Linked DNA regions of Homo sapiens: region 2 is linked to region 1. A link is an interaction called in ENCODE POLR2A ChIA-PET data of the cell type or tissue named here. Cell type or tissue: MCF 10A. All regions are shown on one strand.

What was found. Peaks named below come from ENCODE experiments on the same cell type or tissue, not always from the same donor. Only the 100,000 strongest peaks of a DNase experiment are listed, where the experiment ranks them.
Region 2: POLR2A ChIA-PET joins it to region 1 with 13 read pairs; 2 of 35 experiments call an interaction of 5 or more read pairs at or near these places.

What each region holds. Positions count from the first base shown.
Region 1 is chr1:152,000,757-152,003,256 of GRCh38, reverse strand. No RefSeq gene overlaps it. Among named protein-coding and RNA genes, the nearest start is that of S100A10, 8.1 kb to the right of the region's middle. In MCF 10A, a CTCF peak has its summit at 1,361 (motif pointing right); a DNase peak (open chromatin) is centred at 1,416.
Region 2 is chr1:152,166,472-152,168,971 of GRCh38, reverse strand. No RefSeq gene overlaps it. Among named protein-coding and RNA genes, the nearest start is that of RPTN, 8.5 kb to the right of the region's middle. RefSeq lists an enhancer at 217-1,416. In MCF 10A, no CTCF peak of the experiment used is centred here; DNase peaks (open chromatin) are centred at 291 and 951.

The sequences.
Region 1 (2,500 bases):
AGCCAAGAGGGAGCCTGCTGTTCTGAAGTCCCCCGTGCAGCACTGCCCACACATGCTACCTCACCTCAGTGCTGGTTGTGAACACTTCTCATGTTCCTGCCCAGATTGTGGTTATGTTCCCAAGCAGCTGTCATCGCTGTGGTTCTACCAAGAGTAAGGCAGAGTCGGGTGGTGACAAGAGGGGAGGCTTTGAGACTAAGCTTATCTGGGTTCCAATAGGACTATATCAATGCCCTTAGGGAAGTTATGTAGCCTCTCTGAGCTTCCTTTCCACATCTGAAAACAGACTGGCTATCTATTTTACAGGGCTTTTGTTAGATTTACAGATAATATACATAAACCACAATAATTATTACTATAATCATAGCACTAATCGACCTAAAATATTTCTTGGAGTGATCATAAGAAACAAATAAGATAACATATGAGACAGAACTTCATAGAATATAAAATTATTGTGTTAATTTTTAACAAGAAGACTTGGAGTATGTTTGTGGGGGTTTTTTTGTTTTGTTTGTTTGTTTGTTTGTTTGTTTTTGGCAGAGTCTCGCTCTGTCTCCAGGCTGGAGTGCAGTGGTGCGATCTCGGCTCACTGCAACCTCCGCCTCCTGGGTTCAAGTGATTCTCCTGCCTCAGCCTCTCAAGTAACTGGGATTACAGGCATGCACCACCACACCAAGCTAATTTTGTATTTTTAGTAGACACAGGGTTTCACTATGTTGGTCAGGCTGGTCTTGAACTCCTGACCTCAGGTGATCTGCCTGCCTCGGCCTCCCAAAGTGCTGAGATTACAGGCATGAGCCGTGTCCAGCCCATTTGTGTTCTTCTATCAAATGGCCATATGTTGGTCATATGACCATACATTGGTCACATGATACAAGACCTCACAGATGCCCCACTAATTACCAGCCAGTACATCCTCCAACAGCTAAGCACTTTAGCTTTCAGAATATCTGTGCTCAAAGCTGTTAGAATGAATTCACTTAAAAGTCAACCAATAAAACTGGTGGAATCCTATGCTCAAACTGAGGTTTTGGTCCATATGGTACCAGACACTAGTTCAACTTAACAACCTATTTTCACCTATATATATATATATATATATATTTTTTTTTGGCGTCTTGTACACAGAGCATTACTTTTCTCACTGCTCAAGCCCAGAGAAATGCTGCCAAAAGCAAGAGAAAATGGGGTAGGATGTCAACCTAAATCACAGCCTCCATCTCAAGCCAACTAGGTAATCTTTCCAGCCCCATATTCAATCCTCTGGTTTCCAGCCAAGGATTTCCTGCCTGGGCCACTCAAGAGAAAGTAAACCCCACTGTCAAGCTATTCCCACTGTGGCCACCAGAGGGTCCCACAGCATTAGCTACAAAGCAAGAACACACCCTTTCCCAGTAAATTGTCCATTTTAAATATTTCCAGAAAGCCTTATGGCAGCCTCCCCAGCTTTCAGCCAATAGGACTGCCCAGAAACCCCAGAGCTAGCTGCTGCTAACATTGTTGAGGCGTCAGTTCATACCAAGCAGCCAGCATTTCACAAGGGGTTTGAGTCACTGGGGCCCCACAGAGTCCAATTTCTGTGGGTCTGAGCTCTCCCCAGCCACATTCCAGTATCATCAATGAACAAAGAGTATCTGTGGCTTCAGTAACTGTTTCCCTTTGACACAGCATCCAAATGTTTGCCTGGAACACCACTTGCTCTCAAGTTTTAATGAAGAGAGGAGAAATGCACCCTATCAGTCTGGCAGACCACAGTCCATGATAGGCAGGTCATGTCTTGCAGAGTTCTCCCCGAGTGCCAAACACTGGGATTCAGACAAGCTAGCATTCCGTTCTGCCTGATCACTTCACTGAAGGTGAAGAGTAAGTTGTCTTCTCCTTGGAAAAGGACATGTCCAAGATCACACAGCTAATGAGGGGCAGAGAAAACGTGATTTCCTCCCAAGCCTGTCTGAAACTCCAGAGTCTGCACTTACAACCACTATATTACATAATTGTTTTATTTTTTCCATTACCAACAAAAAGGGTTGACCAGATCCCTGTAGCTCAGCTGTACTCCCTCTCGGCCTCATCCCATGTCACACTTGCCTTGCTTCAGACACACTAGTGGTTTTTCAATTCCTCTAACAGACCCAGCTTCTCCTCATCTCTGGGCCTTTTCATGGGCTTTTTCCTCCCCTTAGGACACTTCCTCCCACCCCTCCTTTATTTGCAATCCTAGTTTCTCTTCCTCCTCTAAGGCTGGATTTAAGTATCCCCTTCTCAGAGAAGTCTTTCCTGATTTCCTACCTAAAATGGGTCCCTTCAATTCTCTCACTCAGACTCTTGATTTCCCATGATGGCACTCATTATAAACTTACCAAATTTTTGTATTAGTTTCATTTTCCCCTCTATTTCTATTTTATTTGCCTTCCTGAGGTAGGAGGTGGGACTTGATGCCAGAGGCGGAGCTCAGACACCAGATCAGATTGAGGACTAGCTAAAACAGGGCTTGGGC
Region 2 (2,500 bases), 170 kb before region 1:
TACTTGAGCTCCTGACACATCCTATAAATGTAGGCCTAAATAAACTCAGGAGTGTGCCCAAGGAGGTCAAGATCTCTGATGCTCAATGAGTTTCCAGAAAGGAGATAACAGCCAGGCTACCTTGGAAGGGAAGGAGAGCAACACACTGAATGCATAACCCCCCATGCCAGGTACTAGGCTAGGCACTCACATATTCGAGCTCATTTAATTTCTTCAACAATCCTGAGAAGAACTGCTATTCCCTTGCAGATCTGCCTGACCTCAGAGTCATGTTCTCTCTGCCTTGGACTGGATCCATAAATGTGACAAGAGGAAAACATAGAACATAGAGTCCTGGGACAAGTATACATGTCATATGCTTGTGTTAGAAAGTCTGAATTCTGACTATAGTTTTGCTATTAACTTGTGTGACCCTGCATGACCTTGCAAAAATCACACTGTCTCTCCTGAGACAACTTTTTGCTTTTCAAAGGCAGGAAAGCTCTGGATACTTGAAACAGTACTGTGGAGCCTGAGAGGTTTGAGATGACAGGGAACCTCCCTGTACTCACCTTCAGCAGCCCAACTCCTCGTGGCACAGAGATGGGGCATGAACACCCTGCAGAGGGGACTCCCAGCCTCTTCTCTTGCATACAGCAGGTGCAGCCCAGGTAACATGTCGCAACAAAATCCTTCCTGGGCCTCTCCCTTTGCTTCCACTTTTTCTCCCCTATCCTCCCCTAAGCCCTGAACCATGCCATCCTCCCATCCCCTCTTCTCTTGGGACAGGAAGATGCTGCTAAGTCTGATGCTGCAGAAAGCTGATGATTTCTTTTCTGCAGGGTGACTGGGGCCATGTGGAGCATTTGTGACCACAATAAAGAGATTGAAGATTAAAGGAGGATGATTAGGCAGAATTCCCATGGCAAAGTGGTGTGGTAATTTAGCCAAGTCATGGCTCAGGCATGCAGAAGGGTGTGAAGCCACTGTGGTGTAAGCATCAGGGGCAAGAGCAGCAGAAGAGAGAGCACTTGTCTGGGCTAGTCCCACTGTGTGAGAAGAATTGATGATGATGAAATTTTGTTCTTACTCCAACGTGGCTGCAGCTCTGCCATAAGCTCTTCCCAGAATCCTTTTGACTGTTAACAGTTCTATCTTCCTCACTAAGCATTCGTCAGGAAGATAAATGAATAAGTGAATCAATGAACTAGGCAACCAGTGGAGAAAACTCTTACTTGATTTCCAACCCCTCGATCATATCTTCTTGTTTCTTGACTACACCAAGATTTTGCTAGGTGGACATGACAAGTAGGTGTATTATGCAAGCATCAACTGCCCCCACTTATGGGACCAGGCAATAAACCACAGAGGACTGGGGACAGCACCCCTCCCCAGTCCCAGATAATCTCCACCAAAGCCCTTACACCATCCCCTAGTAGCCTCTACTACTCTCGCTGTGCTTTACTGGCAAAGACCTCAGAAGGATTACTTTCCTTACTCAATCCCTCATGAAAGCTCCCTGGCATTACCTGATTTTCTCTCCCTGCTCTCTCTGCCTGCTTTCTCATCCCTGCCAGATGCCTGGATCTGGCATCCTACTATGCCTGACAGCTAAGGGAATAAGACACAGGCATGAGCTTCTTGGGGACAGTGGGCCATCTGCTCCTCTGGGGAGTCTTTGAATTGACACCTACAAAGAATGGACTGGGCACTGACCTACCTGGGTCAGAAGCAGGGCAAGATGATCTTTAGAAGCCCTGATGAATCTGCTTCTGACCAATCACTGCTTTCAACTTGCCTGCTGCTCCCGGTACACATGACCACATTCAGCTTCCCTGCTGGTGACAGCTGGGGCTCTTGGGCTGTGCCTCAAGTCCCACCTCTCAGTTTGGCCTGGAAACTTTAGCATCCAGATATTTCTGGAGAAACTAAAGCAGTTCCTCTGTTATTTCTGCATGTAAACTCTTCAAGATACCAGCAGCCATCTCCCAAACCTCCTGAAATTATCACAGCCCACCACTGGTTCATCTACCAACACCATCTTCCTGCCCCATACTCTGTAAGGCTCTAGAATTTTCACACATTATTCTTTTTTATTTCCAAGAGCCAACAAGTTGCAAATAAGTTCTAAATCCCAAAAGAATACTGCTCAGGGGGCATGGACTTGTGGAGGTGAAACATCATCCAGTTCAGTCACCTACTGGGGTCCCAGCACTATGGCAGGGCTCATGGGAGAATCAGAAGGAGAAATCAAGGACTCTTCCCTCAGAGAATTCGTCATCTAATTCAGAGGCAAGAATTATACATAGGCAACAACAGAGAGTGCTAAAGAGCCACAAGAAATAAAAGCCTAGTTATATGTTTTAGAATCTCAGTCTACCACAGGCATTGGAGCTAGAGAGAGCCAGTCAGTCTCACATTTAAAGAACACCTACCTTGAGGACGACAAAGAGAGCTTATAGGAGACAGAGAGAGAAAGGAGGAGAAATCTTTCCTTCATAGTGAGGAAGAAAAATGTGGT